Regions from separate parts of the Homo sapiens genome. Here region 1 is linked to region 2. Evidence: chromatin contacts called from ENCODE Hi-C data. All regions are on one chromosome and are shown on one strand. Each heading gives the region's core, a stretch centred on a gene start or an enhancer-like site at or near the end of the contact. The rest is flanking DNA. Distances are from core to core; before and after follow the strand shown.

Region 1 (2,700 bases), core at 193-2,692, 300 kb before region 2:
AAAGGAATATTAACCTTTTGGCCCAAGCCTTACTGCACATCCAAGAATAAGTTATTTAAAAGGAAATGGGACTGTCGACATTTCCCACAATTTTAAATGTTAAAAATCCTTTTGTGTGTGGGAGGCATAGGGATTGTTTCGCTAGTTCCTGTAGATGCTCAGCCCTCAGCCAGCGTGCCAGATGGGTGCGAGTGCTCCCGTCACTCCTCGCATTCCCCCTCTTCTCAGGAGTGTATGTGCACAGTTCTGCTTGTCCCTTATACAGGAAAATAACTGCTTGCTGCCTTTTCTTCCCTCCTGGAGCAAGGCGGACTCTCCCAAGAGAGTTAGGGATTCTGGGGCTGCTAGGATGGGGGGGTGCAGTGCAGTGGGGTGAGACAGTGGCTCTGGCTGTCCCAGCCCCTGTTAAAGGAGGGGTGTAGGAGGTGGAGCCTTTCTGGTGGCAGCAGTTCCTGAGCCTGGGAGGAGGGAGGAATATGTGATGAGGACATCCTTTGTGACCAGGCATTAAAACATTGAATATGAAACCTGTAGTTCTGGGGTTTGATGCATTGATTAGTATGATACCTCCACAGAGCAGGATGACAAATTTGCAACCTCTGCCTCACTGGCTAAGCAATTCTTCTGCTTCAGCCTCCTGAGAAGCTGGGATTACAGGCACATGCCACAATGCCCGGCTCATTTTTGTACGGACTGCTTCCTGGCAGTTTAGTACCATGAAGGCATTGTGACTTGTTTACTCCAGCCTCTGGAAGTATGGCTTAAAATCTGTGCACTCTGTAATTCGTCCGCCTGTCTTTGGCTGTCTGTTAGTCCATCAGAGCTGTGTTGCACGGAACATAAACATGCTTTCACAGAGGAACATGCCAGCCTGGGAGGGAAGCCCAGGCAGTAGGCTTGCTGACTTTTAATATCTCCTTTAAGCAGAATTTAGCATAGCCAGAGAGGGTGGGGTTGGGGTGGGCAGAGCAGGGAAGAAACCTAATTATGCAAATTTTGATCTTAAAGCTTTATTCGTATGTTTCCTGGCAGGCTGTTCTTTAATCTCAAGAGCAAGATTGCTCAGAATTACCATATATTCTAGTTAATTGCATTAAAATTATAGCAAAGGTTGTTTTTGCTATAATCAAGAGTGATTCTGATTAATACTTATGAAATCAAATGCCTCACCAGCAGTGGGGATGAGAACAACCTTGCCAGTCAGCTATTCCCTCCCCAGTCTTCCCTCCCCAGTCTCCCCTCCCCATCTTCCTCCAAAAGGCCAAAGATACAAACATGTTTGAAAGAGTTTTTTTTTAAAACTACTTGCTTATATGGATAGTCATTTTCAAAGAACACTTCTCAAAGAGGGAGTCTGATTATTTTCTTCTCTCTTTAGTACAAAGGTTGTAAAATAGCTCTTTATTGAGGAAGGCAAAGAGAGGGCCTGAGCAGACGCCTTGGCTGGCAACAGTGACACAAGCACATGCCGTCCTCTCCTGACTGGCTAGCTGTGGACTGGCAGCCACTCAGGGCACTCTGAAGGGTGTTTTCTGTCAGATCAGTAGAGCACCTTGGGAAGATCCAGAAGAAATCTGGAGAAGACACAATCACACACATACCGAAAACATTAGAATTACATACAAATATGAGATAGAAACAAAGTGGAAATGAACTAGAGTAAGGTATGTCCAAAGTGCTTAGTGGAGGGACCAGGGTGATGGCAGTGGGCCTGAAGGAAATGACTGGATGCAAGAGGGATTTGTTAGGTCGAATTGACTGGCCTCATTGATGGGTCGGATGTGGGTGGTGAGGGGAAGGAGTTGTCATGGGTAATGCCCAAGTTTCTGGCTTGAGGAGCAGTGGTGCCATTTCCTCAGATGGCAATGGTTTGTACAGGTCTCCCTGCACACATGGGAGTTAGATGCTGAGAAGTTAACTTACAAGGTGAGATTTCCAGGAGGTTCCTTTGGAGGTTCTTAGGCTGGATACAGAACCTAGACATTCCTACTAGTGATGAGAGAACAGACTCACAAGGAGAGGCATTTCACAGGGACCATCATCGGGACAAGCTCATTTTCAGAAAATACTAAACTTATTATCCAGGAAAGTCTCATTCACTTGCCTTGACCATGAGAGAAACTATTGAAGAGCAGAGAATTTGGCAGATTGCAAAAGAGAACATCACAGAAATCTGATCCAGCATCATAGTCATCTTTGTTTATTGATCCTCATGTGTGTAACTCAGTTTTAATCATCTTCTGCCACGAGGCCATCACAAGTATGCTTCCATGGATTCTATTCAAAGGATTGGAGTCTTCACAGGAAACCACCTACATCCCTGAGCCTCTGTCCTCTTAAAACCCAGGCTGATAGCAACAGAAAGTGAAACACCACATGTTCTCACTCATATATGGAAGCTAAATAAAGTTAATCTCATAGAAGTAAAAAGTGGATTCGAGGATACTAGAGGCTGGGAAGGCTAGGGGGAAGGGGGCAGTTAGGAAGAGATTTTGTAAAGGATACAAAATTACAGCTAGATAGGAAGAATAAGTCTAGTGTTCTATACTATTAGGATGACTACAGTTAACAAGAATATATGTTTCTTGTGTATGTGTGTGACAAGAGTCTCACTGTGTCACCCAGGCTGGAGTACAGAGATCTTGGCTCACTGCAACCTCTGCCTCCCAGGCTAAGCGATTCTTCTGCTTCAACCTCCCG
Region 2 (2,700 bases), core at 141-2,640:
ACCCGGGAGGGTACTATACACTGGTGCTGCAGGCAGCACCACTGGTTCAAATCTCCCCCATGGTGTGGAATCTCTGAAAAGTAGATTTGATTTTGTGAAGCAGCCAAAAGCCATTCAGAATCAAATCTGGTGAATACATGATCGTGCCCAATATATATGTTGGATGAAGGCAAACGTGTCTGCAAAGTAACAGGCCTGATTGTCTTATTTGGTTGGTAAACCGATTTTGAAGGAAATTCAAAATGGTTTGCAGTCTAGCAAAATTGCTGGCTCAGTCTCAAGACTCTAAGGTGCTTATTTCACAAGGAATAATACTGAGCTGTGGTAAAAAGAATCCAGACTAGACAGACACCAAGATACCCCCAAAGAGCTGGCTTGTGATATTAGCTTTGCCATTAAGTTGCCCTGAAGCCCGGGACATATTAGTTACCCTCTCTGGGCCTCAGTTCCCCCATCCAGGAAACAAATGAACAATGTAAACTTCAGGATGCCAGTCAATTCTAAAATGCTATAATTTTATTCTTGTGAAGATCTGGTGTATCTGTTTCAAAACCAGTCGCAACCCACTTCGCCTCAAACGATGCGTGCGTCTATAAAGCTCTAATATAATTTTTGCAGCAGATTCACTTCTTACTTGCTTAGGCAAATACTAAAATTAGTTTTCACTTCCTGAGCGCAGCAAAAGACAGTTAAGGGAGGCAACCCGGCCACGGGCGCTTGCTCGTGCCTGTACATACTTCCGACTGCGTATCAGGGAACTAACCGTTCCCTCTAAGATCTTCCCTCAACTGTTGCAAAAGCAGATAAACCTCTCGTGTATGACACAGAAACACTGGCCGAGAGCGGCCATCGAGGCTTCGCGGCCAGTGCCGGGCTGCGGCCGCTCCGCAGGGCCCACCGGGGATGCGACGGACGCCCGCTCCGTGCGGAGGGCCAAGGCGAGGACCAGCCGCGGAGCGTCGCCGGGGAGGCAGGGCGGACGCCCGGCCCACTCACCGCCCCGGGACGGGGAAGCAAAGTCCAGGCAGTGGCTGAGACGTCCGCCCCCAGCTCCACGGCCAGCCAACCCCTACCCCCGTCCCGACCTTCGCCCGCCGCCGGCCGGCCACCTTGGGCGGGGAGAACGGGAGGAAGCCGGAGGTACCTGCCTGCTGCTCCCTGGCCTCAGCCCTGCCCCGCGGGGACAGCGACGGCGCTTGGACGAAACCCCCACCCAACCCTGACGGTGCGGCAAGGCCCCGCGCGACCCGCTGGCCCAAGGAGTCCCAACTTCCTCCTCCCGATCCCCTCACCACGGGTCCCCGCAGTGCCCGGCTCCGAGCCAGGCCAGCCGTGAGCGCGCACCCACCTCGGGCTCCGGGCGCCACCGCCGTTGCCAGGCTGCTCGGCTGCCGGGCCCTGCTCCGCCCCCTCTGGGGTCCGCCCCCCACGGCCTGCCCGCCCCCGGCCACCGCCCGCTGCCCGCCTCCCCGTGCCGGTTGGCGGGACTGCATCACGTGACGGGGCAGGGGGCAGGAAGAGTGCGCCGGGTCGACCTGGGGAGCAGCTCCGAAGGGCGGGGCTCTTCGCCCGAGAGGCTGCTGGGAAGCCCATTTTGAAGGGTCCGACGCATGGAGGCAGCTGGGAATTGTAGTTCGCAATATGGTGCTGGGGATGGGCGGGGCCAAGATGCCAGGGGCCATCCCTGTAAGGGAAGTTGGACTGGGCGCCGGGCGGAGGCGGCTGGGAAGCGTAGTCCCGGGACCCTTGTCTGGGTCTCCCCATTTTTCTTCAGTAAAGGGGAAATCCAGAGGGAAAACTTCTCTATACAAGACTTTAGCGGATGCCACTAAATTGAGCTATTATTGGGTACACAGGGTTGGCTGCGTAAAGTTGAGATAGTATAAGGGAAAAAGAAATTTCACTGACTCTGGGGCAGGATCTGCAATTCACAAACTCAACTAACAGCTGGGGTGTCCCTCAGCTGTGCCAGCACCTTTCCAAGAACGCAATTGAGACTTAGTGAACGGAAACATTTCAGTCCAAAATTCCTTCTACTTGTTGAGGTTTGGGTCAGACAACTATTGATACAGTAAAAAGAAAGGGACAGGAAAAAGAGAAGAAAGGCAAACTTCAAGAAGAGAATTCATTGTGTAATCAAATAAAACAAACAATCTGGGCCGGGCGCGGTGGCTCACGCCTGTAATCCTAGCACTTTGGGAGGCCAACGCAGGCGGATCACCTGAGGTCAGGAGTTCGAGACCAGCCTGGACGACATGGTGAAACCTCGTCTCTACTAAAAATACAAAAATTATCCAGGCGTGGTGGCAGGTGTCTGTAATACCAGCTGCTCGGGAAGCTGAGGCAAGAGAATCGCTTGAACCCGGGAGGGAGAGGTTGCAGTGAGCTGAGATGGCACCACTGCACTCCAGCCTGTGTGACAAAGCGAGACTGCGTGTCAAAAAAATTAAAAAAAGAAAAGACAACCTGGCACATAGAAAAATGAGCATAATATTCTTTGTACTGCATAATACTTATACGCGAGCAGTTCGAGTAAATAGGATGACTTTATCATGACCTGTTTTTTTTCTCTTGTATGTGTTAGTTCTCCAGCATCTAAAAACAGCATTTTACCTGATACCAGTGTATATGTGTACGTGTGTTTCTACATAGTCACACACATATACACATATATTCATATATCATTTATATATGCATATA

The links. A loop is a pair of places that touch in the nucleus more often than their neighbours do. Pooled maps may share reads with other maps.
Region 1: a loop to region 2 is called in a map with no recorded cell type, with 3 times the contacts of the local background. The contact joins the enhancer-like site here to the promoter of MTM1 in region 2. A Hi-C loop is called at or near these places in 5 of 37 single-sample maps with no recorded cell type and 8 of 50 pooled maps.

The regions. Positions count from the first base shown.
Region 1 is chrX:150,868,420-150,871,119 of GRCh38, reverse strand. The region is part of intron 1 of CD99L2 (CD99 molecule like 2); the gene reads left to right. Among named protein-coding and RNA genes, the nearest start is that of CD99L2, 29 kb to the left of the region's middle. Within about 2 kb of position 1,442, at least 4 of the 41 ENCODE cell types and tissues checked have a DNase peak (open chromatin) inside an H3K27ac peak, as active enhancers do.
Region 2 is chrX:150,567,311-150,570,010 of GRCh38, reverse strand. It overlaps MTM1 (myotubularin 1), which reads right to left and starts at 1,390. Exons shown (of 15, transcript NM_000252.3): 1 at 1,349-1,390. RefSeq lists a silencer at 909-1,588.